3 separate regions of the Homo sapiens genome follow, and regions 2 and 3 are each linked to region 1. Evidence: chromatin contacts called from ENCODE Hi-C or POLR2A ChIA-PET data. All regions are on one chromosome and are shown on one strand. Each heading gives the region's core, a stretch centred on a gene start or an enhancer-like site at or near the end of the contact. The rest is flanking DNA. Distances are from core to core; before and after follow the strand shown.

Region 1 (4,464 bases), core at 1,109-3,608:
AGCAAGGTCTTAGGCTCTAAGGAAAAAGTCTTGGCCTTAAAATTAGGACATCTACATTGTAGCCATCATTAGCTGTGTGGCATTGGACAAATCACGTCATCTCAATGGGTCTTTTCTCTTACCATAACTGTAAAATGAGGGCATAGAGTATCTAATATCCTTTTCAGCTTTTACCTGAAGCATAAAGTCTTATGTTACCATGACTTAAAATATTTTCAATCTGTTCTAGGTATTGTTTCCAGATGCTTCCAGTGCAGCTTCTCCTGGCCATAGCACTTACACATTGCCATTTTAATTCATCTACACTAAGAGATCTGTCTATCTGTCTATGTATCTATCTGTCTATGTATCTATCTATCTATCACCCATCGATGGGAACCACTGTGTTCAGTGTTTTCTGTGTATTGATACCAATCTCCACCACAATACCATGAAGTACATAGTATTACCCCTGTTTTGCAGACGAGAAGTTAAGTCATTTGATCACACAGCTTGTCAGTAGCAAAATCTGCATCTGAATGTAAGTTTGTCTAATGCCTATACCCACATTCTTTATCAGTGTATTCTCCTGGACATGAAATTGCCAAAGAGTCATGAAATTGAAAAGCCTTCAGCGTCAGGCTGCATTCTGATGATTATAGCATTAGAAGCTGCCAATATAATTTCTTTAGCAAGGTTTTATGAAAGGTGCAGCAACTAAATATAAATTTTACCGCAAGTTTGAGGCAGTTTTGTGTGTTGCTAACTTACAAGGGACAAATGGTGAATGGGGTTGAGGTGAGGATGGGTATGTGTGTTGGGGAAGGTAGTGGGGAATTGTGGGATGGGGAGCACTATTCCCTTAGAGCACAACCATGTGATAAGCCAAGTGTGGTTGAGGAAAGAGTATGGCGTAGGATCCCAGCAATTTTACTAGGTAGGTTAATGTGGATAAGTTAAGTTCAGTTTTCTCATCCTGGGTCATCTCACTATTTCCTTATAGTATGAGCTAAATGTGATTGCCCTACCCCGAGCCCCATAGGCTGTCAACCTAATTTCTATCTGAATCACCCATCCCTCCTACCTGGCTAACTCTTAGATGGAGGAAATGAGACACAAGTAGGTCGCTGTGCTATGATCTAGATTTTTTTATATATGCAAAACCAACATCAGAGTGCTGAGGTAAGGGCTTTTCTAAGAAGGTTGTGTGTAGATGACACTGATCTACTTGAGAATGAAATCAGTCATCAGCTCAGTGTTATGAGGATCAAGTTCTATCCTTACCATGGGAAGGCAGCCGGGGCATCTCTCCTGGTCTTGGGTCAGGACATTTTGACTCCAGTATTGGTTGGTAGTAGTCAAGGTGGCTGAGGGGAGCACAATGCCCTGAGATATTGTATCATAGGGAAATTTGGAAGAGAGGACAGGGGATGGTACCTCTAGGCACTTCAACTGCAGGGGAATAATTGTGCCTTATTGGTTTCATTCTAACCCTGGTGACTTTTTGGATGAGATCCAATAATTTTCTGAATTCTGTTCCCAGTGAATACTCTTAAACCTCTTGTTCACTTCTTCAGCATCCTGTGTTTACCCTGATGGCAGTGCTAGTCACACTAAACTGAAATTATCTGAATAATGTCTCTCACATTAGAAACCTGTGGCTCTTCTATTTCTTTCCACAGCCTAGTAGAGGGGATCAAGACATGTTGAATTAGACTGAATTAAGCAAGGTCCCAGGATATGTTTATCTACTATTTTTGCAAAGGTGGCCCCATGCAGAAAGCCAGAGTTGTGAGAGCAAGTCCGAGCCTGTGGAGAGAGGTCCCCTGCTTACCACAGAGAGTGTGATAAGAATCTATTTATTGCCAGACACCTACCTCTTCTTCTCAACTGTAGTATTACCACCATGATGAGAATCATGATGACACCCCCTAACAGCCCAGCATACACTGCCCATGGTTTTGTTTCTGGAAAAAAAAAGAAGTCAAAGAGCAATCTCAAAAGTATTCTGAGCTTAAAAACATCTTACATGAAAGTGGGATAATGGAGCCTCATGTTCTATTTCTGCATTCTCTCCCAAGGGAGACGTTTGTTTTCATGGTTTTAGAGGTCAGCTTTAGACCACTGAAAATTTTTGTATCTGTTTTCTTATTCTAATTTCTCTCACTATACTTTCACATTCTTAATTTCATGAAGATTTTTCTATCCAAATGCTTTATTTTTAACTCAACTACCACATGTCTAACATTAAATTATCTTCATCTCTCCTAAGTCAATCTCTCTGCCCAGTTTCTCCATCTTAAGATTGCTAATGTGTCCTGTATCCATTTTGGGTAAAGAGAATATAATGGTTCCATGTGCCGTCCCTGTGAATTCACGCTATTCTCATGAGACACTGGGAGGAAGAAAGATCTACTTATCTTTTTTAAAAATAAACATAATAGTGCTATTGTTGTCCTTTCATGCAAATAACTGGGTTGAACCCAGCAGACCTGAACTGAAAGGAAAGTATTTAGTCTTTCCTCTAAATCATCTTCATGTTTAAAATTAGCCCGAGAACTAATCATCAAGGCTCAAAATCAGAGAGAAAACTTTTATTGTTTTCTCTCCTTTACCCACTTTATCAAATCCTTTTGAACTAGGAGCAACACTTTGACAAACAGTGAATGAGAATTATCACCCCCAGTAAACAAGACATGTAGCTCAATAAGATTATAATGAACAATTATTGAGCACTTGCAATGGGCCACATATTTTTAGTGCATCATGTGTACTAACATATTTAATCCTCACAATAATCTTACAAGGTAGGTACACTCATTATTCTCATTTTATGGAGAAGGAAAACAGCCTGGAGAACCTCAAGAACTAGAGCTTGGTTTAGTAGTAGAAATGTGGCTGAATACTAAAGACAGACTTCTTGGAGAGTTAGAGAGACTTATGGGCTTGGAAAAAGTTATACCGGGGTAATGAACAGTGGGGACCGAGCTGAAGCCCTAGGGTTCTAAGTAGAATATTCGCACTAAGGTTCTAAATAGAGTAACACCAGATGTTAACATTAATGTGTAAGGGAAACTTATAAGGATGATTGTGGAATAAGCCTGCTTGTTGTTGAACCTGTGAGGAATTTGTGGGGCAGAAATTGAAAGAAAAATAGTCGGGTTCCAAAGGAAAGAATCATGGTGGACACAATCAGATGTTTACAGAGTTGACCAAAGATACAGACAGTCTCAATGAATTCATAAAATGCAGCCTACAAGATCCAAAGGGGCCTCCAGCCTGATAGCTGGCAAGAAGTTGCCTTCTGGATTTGAAAAGATTCTTTTTCTCCTTAGGCCTTTCACACATCAAGTTAGCCCAAGGAATCTCACTGAACTGACTTTGCAAACACCTTGGTTATAGGTTCTATCCCCTAAATTAAATGTTTTAATTTTGCCAGATACCAACTTCAACAGTCTTATGCTCTGATTAAAAAAAAAAGTTAGGAGGCAGGCAGAGAGTTCTGAATTTGTATAAAGCATGACATTTTGAATCATTGCTGATGCTGGAGGAAGGAGCAGCTCCACTCTGAGTGACTTATGGTCACTGAGAACCCTCTGTGCAGGAGTGTGTGTGTGTGTGTGTGTGTGTGTGTGTATGTGTGTATGTGTGTGTTTGAGACAGATTGATTCATTCAAGGTTTATGATATCGACACTAGGAACCACTGGAGAAATCACTCTAATACTAGGATAAGAAGCAAAGCCAGTAGCCTGAACTTTGTGTTTCGTCAGCCTATGGAACTGATCCAGCAAACCATTATAGTAGCACTTACTATTTTGACTAGTTCCTCTTTCTTCTTCTATCATAGATACTTTGGGAACTTCCAATACAACAACTGATTTGAGAAGAAACACCCCCACCATTTATATCATTTTAAAAGATAATATTTCTTTCCAATTTCACTTGAGATTAAAAAAATAAAACCAACAGACAAAGTAGTACCTCTGAACTGGAAAATAAAAGACAAAACTGCACCAGTAATGCCTGGTGAGTCAGCCTCCTCTCCCTCGCGCCCGACGCCGGTTGCTCTGCTGCCCACCAACTCACAGAAACTAACGATGACTGGGTGCAGCACCAAGGCTTCAGGACATGACAACGCCGGCCCTCTCTATCTTTTCTAGGGTCTCTAGAGGATGAAAGCAATCTGCTACCTTTGTCCTATGACAAGCTTCTGCCAGTCCATCTAGATCTGAGAGACAAGTTGGCCATGGTCCTGAAAGATATTTCATAAACTCTAATTTTTTTCCTCATCTTTGGATACAAATATGAATCATAGACCTTTTTAACCTTAAGGGAACTATAGTATAGTGCTTATTTCACCCAACCCACTAATTTTATTTTGAGGACACTGAGACACAGACAGGAGTATCCAGAGTCATAGAAAAAGTCAGTGGCAGAGCTGGATAAGATGGGAACTGCAGATTTTGTGGTTTGTGCTTTAGCCT
Region 2 (4,464 bases), core at 966-3,465, 420 kb before region 1:
AGTTTTGAGATGATGCCCATGAACAATAAACATTTTATATATATAATATATACAAATAGCTAAACAAGCCCATAAATAATAAACATTATATATATATTTTTGAGATGATGCCCATAAATAATAAACATTATATATATATACATATACATATATATGTGTGTGTATATATATATATTTTTTTCTTTTTTTTTTTTTTTTTTGAGATGGAGTCTCACTCTGTTGCCAGGTTGGAGTGCAGTGGTGAGATCTCGGTTCACTGCAACCTCCGACTCCCGGGTTCAAGAGATTCTCCTATCTCAGCCTCCCAGGTAACTGGGACTACAGGTGCCCACCACCACACTCAGCTAACTTTTTTGTAGTTTTAGTAGAGATGGGGTTTCACCATGTTGGTCAGGCTAGTCTTGAACTCCTGACCTCAGGTGATCCACCTGCCTCAGCCTCCCAAAGTGCTGGGATTACAGGCGTGAGCCACCACGCCAAGCCAACATTATATTTTTCATGGATCAGGTGTAAAGTTGTTGCTGAGAGACTTAGAGGATTTCTAAGTACGGAAAGATGAGACCTGAGATTAGATATATTTTCACTCTCCACAGACAAGTCCAGGAAGTGTTCCTAGAGAATGTGGCAGGGGTGTAGAAAGCAGAAACTATGTATTCATTCCAACTTGTAGCTATTTAATAAATGTTTAATAAGTAGTATGGGCACTAAGCTAGTCTTACAATAATATTGTGGAGCTTACTGTCTAGCATAGGTCAGTGGAAGGCCCCGGTCTAAATAATAGCTCCTATTTTTTAAGCACCCATCTGTGCCAGTCCCTAGAGACTTACTATTTCTGAATCTCAGAAGAACCCTCAGAAATAGACATTGGCACCCTGATCTGACCGGTGAGGACACTAAGGCTTTCAGGCATAACTTGCCCAAGGAATGGGTGGAACTAGCACGCAGCCCAAGGCCCCTGTGTCTTGTTGCCTCCAGACCTGAGCCTTTCACTTAGAAACTACATGAGTCTCAAAGATGGGTCAACGAAATAGTTTTTGTCCCTACAACACAGAGCAAACATGATATATACAAAGGCAAATGATTAGTGTGTGACAGGGAATGCTGGGGAGAGGAAACAGCAGAGAAATGCTATGAAACCCAGAGCAGCAGGAACTTGGGCCTCTTCTAGGAATGGTGTAGACCCAAGAAAGGAGGGGCTCGTTTGAGGTTTCTGGAGGAGTCTCTGCCAGGTAGGAACTGAGATGAGATGGGTGATCCTGGAAGTGGCACAAACACTGAGGGGAATCCCCCAACCTGGGCCTGCTGGAGTTCCTGGCAGGAAGGACCTACCCAGGGTCAGACTTCTTTCCAGGGCCAAACCCTGCCCAGAGCTGAGGCAAGACCCCTTAGGCTATAGAGATGGGGGTGAAAACAGATGCTTCTCCAATTCTTCCTTTCCTCTTTTCAGTCTGGCTGAGAATCTGGGGGAGGAAAGTCCCTGGGGTAGAGGGGAAGTGAGAGCTGCCACATTGGGCCTGGGCAGAGGGGCAGAGCTAGGAGATGGAGCTAAGTGTGGCTTTGCAAGTTGTCTATATTTGCATGCTGAGCTCACTGCTGCTCTTTTTCTCCCCAGAAAATAAAATTACATCATGGTAGGGGGAAGGCAGGAGTGGGGCATGTTTGGGAAAGGTGAGAGGCACGCAAGAGGGCCTGAAGGCATCATCCTGGAAAGAGAAGATCCAGGGCTCCTCAAGTCCCCATGTGGCCCCAACCCCTCACTCCCAATGTGGATAAGTCTGATCAGTCATTTTCCACTGCGCCCCTGACCCTTAAGGCAAGGCAAGAAGTTTTTACAAATATTAAAGCCAGCAGCTAAGAGAATCCAGCCCCCAAAGGCTTTCCAACCCCCTAAACCAAACCTACTCTGTGCCTCCCAGGGGTCCTAGGCACCGTGGTCATCCAAAGGTCAAAAGGGGAGGAGGGTGCCCTACTGGGTAAGAATTAAATATGAGAATTGTTTCGCAGTTCAGGGGGAAGAGACCGTCTCCGCTCCAGCCCTCCGCCCAATTCTGTCCCCCATCCTAGGAGTCTTCCAGAACCCCAGCCCCTCGGTCCCCCGCCCCCTCCTGCCTCTCCATCCCTCCCCCTCCTCCCGCCATTCCCCGCCCCCCGCCCCTCCCCGGCTCTGACATCACCGGCCAGCCGGGTGGAGTGAGCGGCGCTGGGCTCGGGCTCCGGCTCCGCGGGCGGAAGAGGCGGCGGCGGCGGCAGAAGCGGCGGCGGCGGCGGCGGGAGCCGAGGAGGAGGTTCCGGACGCTGCTTAGGAACCGGGGACTCAGGAGTGCCCGCGCCCTGAGCGCTCAGCTCCAGAGGCGGTGAGAGGGGCGGAGAGGAGACATGTCGCGGGGAAGGGGCAGATTTCGGGGTCTAGGCTTGGAGGGGCAACGATCTGGGACACCGGGGGCCAGACGGGGAGTGTGGGGACCCCGGACGAGTCCACTTTGTGTCAGGCCTCACGGGGTCCGTCCCTCGGTCGGTGCGTCCCGAGCGCCGAGCGTGTGCTGGAGGCGGCGTGGCTCCGGCCAGCCCGTTCCACGCTGAACGGCAGTTTGGGAGTCGGACCGGGGCCTGTGGATTAGGATGCAGCCTGCTTCCCGCCCAGCCGGCTCGGCCAGGCCAGCGCCCGCCCCTCCCTCCCCGCTCAGGCTTCGGACTCGCCTCCGCTGGCGGTCTCCCGGCCCAGCCCTGTCTCGGTTCCGCGGGCGGCTGGTACCATGTGCCCTCACCCCCAGCTCACTGCACCTGGGGAAGAGGTGGGCTTGGCGGAAAGCTTGTCCAGAGGGAAGGAGGAGCTGGGGGTGTAGAGAAGTGATGTATATCTAACGTAAAAACCCTTATTAATTTCATATAATCCGTGTCAAAACTGACAGGGAAACACGCACACCTATAAGGCACGCCAGCACACACAGTGACACACACCCATGTGACTTATACACATAGTCTAGCACACTCCAAATCACAAACGTCCCTGGACTACGCATCCGGCCGCCCACCACACCCCCACTCTGTGGGGTGGGGCATCCCATGAGGAGTCTTCTGAACTGCGGGCTCCAAGTCATCAGTCCGACAGGACAGCTGAGTGGACAGAAAGGGCCACTGTCCCCAAATCCATCCTGATTTTCTGGCAGCTTTTCCCAGCCCCATGGTTTCAGATTGTTCCTCTTTAAAACTGTGGGGAAAGATGGGAGAAAATCTTGGTCTCATTCCTCTAACACAAGGAGACAGGATTTTGCGGACTAATGAGGGTAGGGGCTTCTGGTGGCTTCTCTTCCTGGGTCCAGTTAGGGCTTAGCGTGCTGGGAGTGGCTAGTTTCTGGGTAAGAGTGGCCAAGGGATGGAGGAGGAGGGGGTGGAAGAAACGGAGAGGAAAAAGAATGGGTATGAGTCAGCCAAGAATGGAACCCAAGTCAGAGAGAGAATGAGAGGAATGTGTGTGAGAAGCAGACAGACATCTCCAGAGAGGTCTAGAGATAGTCAGGGAACCAGGGAGAGGGAGGAAGTGAGAGAAAGAGATGGTCAGAGAAGTGCAAACAGTGTTTGAGAGTGCACTAAACAAATTAGGGAGGATGAAGGTTGGGGGAGACCACTGGGAGTTAGGGAAAGTGGTACGTGTGTCTGGGCCCCAGGCTGTCAGAGCGATTAGCTTTAATTGCTCTTCCCTTTGTGGTTAAATACTCCATTGGGGAAATTGCCAGTGATGCCCTAGGCTGCAGGCTTCCCTGGTTGCCTACTTCCTCAATTCCGTGCCCATCATGTGTGGATGTATTATCATGCATGAAGAGGGTCACAGAATCACAGAGCGCCTCACTCTCTCACACAGATCCTCACGCACAATGTCATGATGGATATCTTCACCAGCTGGTAGGCAGCCAACCACTGAATCTCCAAGCCACTCCGACCAAACTTACTCTGTCTTTTGTAGCAGGGATGCTCACCCCTTCCTAATTGCAGCTCCGAATATTCAGATGGGGACAGTGAAGCACAGATCTCAGGAGTCCTAAGTATTCATGGCTACCACTAAGTTGGATAGGTGAGTAGGAAATGCTAGAAGGGGTGAAAGCCTATAGAAAGGAGGAAAAGAGAGACTGAAAGATGAAGTAGAAAGGAAATGCATGACAAAGAGTGAGAGAGATGGAGAGAGACAGAAATAGAAGCAGGGAGTGCCACACCAGAAGAGTGGAAACAGAGATGGGCTGGGGAGAGTCCTAGGCCCCATTCCCCTCCTCGCCATCAGCCGGCCCTCCTCTGCTCTGCCTGATCCAGTGCCAGCTATCTCCTGATGCCCCATCTTGGGTCTGGCTCTTTCTAGACCAAGGGCTGAAGGCTAATCCTTGTCCCCATGCCCAAAGGTAATCCATTTTGCTTCTTGGACTGAAGTGAACATTTTAGGGCCCAGATGTCCTGCCTCTCGTCACTTCCAGGCTG
Region 3 (4,464 bases), core at 894-3,393, 400 kb after region 1:
AGCAGTGGCAAAGGATAGGGAGTAAGCAGCTCCAGGAAGCTTTTAAGCCTGACAAATACTGTCACAGACAAACACTGTTACAAATACAGTCACTCACACAGAAGAAACTTCTGGGCTTAGGGGAAAAATACTGGCACAGTACAAAGGTTGGAAAAACCTTTAGTACCAGAACCACATAACCAAAAATTGACTATGGGTGTCACTAGCAGTTCTAAAATACAGGCAGAAGTAAAATAGGCAAGGGGTAGGGAAAAAAGGGAAATTAAAGAAAAGGGAACTCAAAGAGTAGAAAAAAAGGAAGACATGGCCAGCCGCGGTGGCTCACACCTGTAATCCCAGCACGTTGGGAGGCCGAGGCGGGTGGATCACCTGAGAGCAGGAATTCAAGACCAGCCCGACCAACATGGTGAAACCCCATCTCTACTAAAAACAAAAAATTAGCCGGGCGTGATGGTGCATGCCTGTAATTCCAGCTACTCGGGAGGCTGAGGCAGGAGAATCGCTTAAACCCGGAAGGCGGAGGTTGCGGTGGGCCAAGATGGCACCATTGCACTCGAGCCTGGGCAACAAGCGAAACTCTAACTCAAAAAAAAAAAAAAAAAAAGAGGGAGACATGAATGAAGAAGCTAGTGGGAAAGTAAGTTTAAAGGTAAGTAAGACAGTAGATTCTGAAGCAGTATCCCAAACAGTTCTTGTGCTATAGGGTGCCTGAGATGCTGGATCAAAGAATGGAAAAAGGAAAAGCAAGTCAAGAGGGTTTGGTTCCATTCCCAGGTTCCACCCCTAACTCTATTGTCATTGAAGTCATTTCCCCTTTTGGACTTGTTTCCTTATCAGTAAAATAGAAAGAGGATGATATATGCCTCTGGTCCAATCTCTCCCAAGGGTTTATGTTGTGATAAGGTAGAAATGAGCAGTCAATCCATCTAAGGGCAGGGAATCTACATACACCAAACTGATTGTAATCATTCATTTAACACTTTCTAAAACAAGAACCTTGGGGGTGGGGGGAGACTCATGTAGAACACATACTGACACAACTACTCACACAACGACACGCACACTCAAGAATCAGATAAACACACAGGTACTGCCACAGGTTGACTAACGCACAAACCAACCGACTAAACGCTCAGCCCCACACAAACACATCTAGAGACAGAGGCATGCCCTAGCAAGTGAGCCTCATTGTTCCTCAGGAAAGGGAGTTTACAAAGGAAACAAAAACTCTCATACACAGCCAGAGGGAGGGCAGAGCTCTGGCTCTGATGAGAATCCAGCCAACCAACAGATACACTCTCCCCCTGGGAAGAGTCACTCAATCAACAACACGTATTAAGGACTCCTGAGGTAGTTATTCCATAAAGGAACTTCGCTGGAACCTCTGCTGCGCTTAGAGAAATTTCAGGTTTCTATTGCATTTCCTCTTTAGACTGTGCACCCAGACATTTTCCCAGAGCAACCGCCGCAATTCAAAGATTCAGAAGAGCCAGAGACTCCTTCAGCAAAAGCTAGGGGAAGAGACTTCCACCCCAGACCACCTCCATTTGATTTTCTTCGAAGACCGTTAAAGGAGCCAAGGCTCCCGGCTGCGCAGCGGGGTTCGTGGATGCTGGGTGGCCGTTGGAGGGGCAGGCTGGCCCTTCCCAGGTGCGTGTGGAGCGCGCGCTGGGTAGATGAGTGTGGAAGGGTCCTTGGCCCGACGGCCCTCTCCAGTGAGGACGAGGAGTGTACCTCTGGTGTGTGCAGATGGGTCAGCTCCCTCCTGGTGGCCGTGAGGGGTGCGGTCACAACTCACCAGTGTGGGGGAGGGGAGCCAGCCACTCACCCAGCTGTGAGAGTGGTGAAAGAGGGACCAGCCAGGGGTGGAAAAGATAATTCGCAGAACGATATAGGAAGGTTTCTGAGCTCCTCCCCTCCCGCGGGCTAGGGGCGTGGGGAGAGCCTTCCTCCAACCTCTGACCCGACCAACCGATTCCTCCCGAAACTCTGGGAACTTACACAACAGGATCGCCAATATGAAGAGGCACAACAGTTTCCTCTCGACTTGCGCCTTTGTCCCCATCGCGATCAGGCTCCCGACACAACAGCCGCCGAAGGACTCCTGGGAACAGACACAGCTCCGCGACTACAGCGAGGGGACTGAGAGCCAGCCGCCAGGTGGAACCCCGCCCGGCCCCGCCCTCCGCGCCTGATTGGCCAGCTCCCCACCCCTGCACGTTCCGATTGGTGTAAGGAACCGCTGCTCTTCAGAACGAGTCACCTCGGCCAGGTGTTACCCCGCCGCCACTCCCCGCCTCGGCGCACTGGCGCCTTTCCCCACAGGAGCTGCCTCAGATTGGCCCAGGAGACTGTCGCGTCAGGAGACGAATTCCGCACCTTCAGCAGGTGACGGCCCCCTGATTGGTTGGTGTTCCCGAAGTAGCGACTTCCTGACTGGCTGGGTTCTCAGTTGGAGCTAGAGGGCTGAGAAGTACCTCTAAGGAGGAAGTAGGAAAGGCAGTCGTGGTGTGGGATTTACGGAGACCGGCTTGGCTTGGGGTTTTGTGTTTGTTTGAATGTAAGTTGCTTGGTGCAACTGCACCTGCAGTTTGGTCCTGCAGAAACTTTGGTCCTGCCTCTTGGCAAGTAAAAAACAAATATTAATATGGGAGGGTAGGGGAGAAGACCCGGAGAGAAATGGAATGTTACTTTGGCACCACCTCCAAACTGTTCCTCTGTCCACCCCACCGGCTTTGAGAGATGAGCTACGCTGGGAGGAAGAAAGGGGAAAAAAAAGGGAAAGGGAGCACTCAACTGGAAAATGGGAGCCTGGGCAGTATAGTCCCAGCTACTTGGGAGGCTGAGGTGGGAGGATGGCTTGAGCCCGGAGGCGGAGGTTGCAGTGAGCCTAGATCGCGCCACTGAACTACAGCCTGGGCGACAGAGCCAGACCCTGTCTCAAAAAACAAACAACAACAACAAAAATTTAAAAACCCACAACAACACAACTTGGGAAGAGCAGAATTACGTTATCTCAAGAAGAAAGTTAAACAGATGTACACAAAACACACCCAGATGATACAAACTGAGCTGAACATGCTCTAGAAACATCTCTGGGTGACTGGATATGTCCTTTACACATATTTGATCTGTGAACAGGTCCCTACATTTCAGAATTGTTTGTTTTCTCACTGTGACTAATAGTTGTGTGCTGACTAAGCCACCTTTTTTCTATAGACAATGTTGATACTCAAACTTTCTGTTAATATTTATATTGCTACATCATTTTTAATTGAAATTCATGCTCAACACCTTTGCTAGTTGTAGTTTCTATTTTACGATGATTTAATTTTAACTGTACTAAGCATATGCAGACTGTGGGGAAAAAACTTCCTTAGCATTACCTCATTGCAAGGGAAAAGACCACATTTTTATCCAAAAGAATGATATTGTTTGACATTTTGCCTTTTTCACCTTTGCTCTCATTCCTTTGTCCCCATCTCTTTGGCCAAAGTTCTGCTTCTGGTTCCATTCAATTTAAACCACCTACTGGGTGCTTAATAGTCTTGGCCGGGTGCGTGGCACACGCCTATAATCCCAGCACTTTGGGAGGCCGAGGTGGGTGGATCACCTGAGGTCAGTCTGACTAACGTGGTGAAACCCTGTCTCTACTAAATACAAAAAAAATTAGCCGGGCGTGGTGGCACATGCCTGTAATCTGAGCTACTTGGGAGGCTGAGACAGGAAAATCGCTTGTACCTGGGAGGAGGAGGTTGCAGTGAGCTGAAATCGCGCCATTGCACTCCAGCCTGCTGGGCATCAAGAGCGAAACTCCGTCTCAAAAAAAAAAGAAAAGAAAAGAAAGAAATTTAAAGTCTTGGAGAAAGGTATATACACTGACAGCTGGGCTCTGTGACGTGTGCCTGTAATCCCAGCTACTCAGGAGGCTGAGGCAGGAGGGGAGGATCACTTAAGGCCAGGAGTTTGAAACCAACCAGGGCAACATAGGGAAAAGACTCTGTGTCTAAGAAATTTTATTTATTTATTTATTTTTGAGACGGAGTCTTGCTCTGTCGCCCAGGCTGTAGTGCAGTGGCGCGATCTCTGCTCACTGCAAGCTCCGCCTCCCGGGTTCACGCCATTCTCCTGCCTCAGCCTCCGGAGTAGCTGGGACTACAGGCGCCCGCCACCATGCCTGGCTAATTTTTTTTTGTATTTTTAGTAAGACGGGATTTCACCGTGTTAGCCAGGATGGTCTCAATCTCCTGACCTTGTGATCCGCCCGCCTCGGCCTCCCAAAGTGCTGGGATTACAGGCGTGAGCCACCGCGCCCAGCCTATTTATTTATTTTTATTTTTATTTATTTATTTGTTTTTTGAGACGGAGTTTCACTCTTGTTGCCCAGGCTGGAGTGCAATGGCGCGATCTCGGCTCACCGCAACCTCCGCCTCCCGAGTTCAAGCGATTCTCCTGCCTCAGCCT

What was found. Hi-C counts contacts between places; a loop is a spot of excess contacts on that map. ChIA-PET counts read pairs that join two places held with the same protein, here RNA polymerase II (POLR2A). Pooled maps may share reads with other maps.
Region 2: a pooled map shows a loop between it and region 1 (3-fold over the local background). The contact joins the promoter of PEA15 here to the enhancer-like site in region 1. A Hi-C loop is called at or near these places in 1 of 168 maps with a recorded cell type or tissue (Ramos), 2 of 37 single-sample maps with no recorded cell type and 4 of 50 pooled maps. POLR2A ChIA-PET finds 5 or more read pairs at or near these places in 1 of 52 experiments (OCI-LY7).
Region 3: a pooled map shows a loop between it and region 1 (2.9-fold over the local background). The contact joins the promoter of F11R here to the enhancer-like site in region 1. A Hi-C loop is called at or near these places in 4 of 50 pooled maps. POLR2A ChIA-PET finds 5 or more read pairs at or near these places in 4 of 52 experiments (CD8-positive, alpha-beta T cell, GM10248, MCF 10A and 1 more).

What each region holds. Positions count from the first base shown.
Region 1 is chr1:160,622,240-160,626,703 of GRCh38, forward strand. SLAMF1 (signaling lymphocytic activation molecule family member 1) reads right to left here. Exons shown (of 7, transcript NM_003037.5): 4 at 1,857-1,946. Among named protein-coding and RNA genes, the nearest start is that of SLAMF1, 23 kb to the right of the region's middle. RefSeq lists an enhancer at 2,506-2,635. Within about 2 kb of position 2,359, at least 5 of the 41 ENCODE cell types and tissues checked have a DNase peak (open chromatin) inside an H3K27ac peak, as active enhancers do; they include CD8-positive, alpha-beta T cell and OCI-LY7, where a contact is called at or near this core.
Region 2 is chr1:160,203,169-160,207,632 of GRCh38, forward strand. PEA15 (proliferation and apoptosis adaptor protein 15) reads left to right here and starts at 2,216. Exons shown (of 4, transcript NM_003768.5): 1 at 2,216-2,354. PEA15-AS1 (PEA15 antisense RNA 1) reads right to left here. Exons shown (of 5, transcript NR_123725.1): 3 at 2,170-3,208; 4 at 1,903-1,966. RefSeq lists enhancers at 1,422-1,521, 1,872-1,921 and a silencer at 2,072-2,331.
Region 3 is chr1:161,019,009-161,023,472 of GRCh38, forward strand. It overlaps F11R (F11 receptor), which reads right to left and starts at 2,144. Exons shown (of 10, transcript NM_016946.6): 1 at 2,002-2,144. The coding sequence starts at 2,065. RefSeq lists enhancers at 1,385-1,514, 1,525-1,574, 1,875-2,124, 2,277-2,874.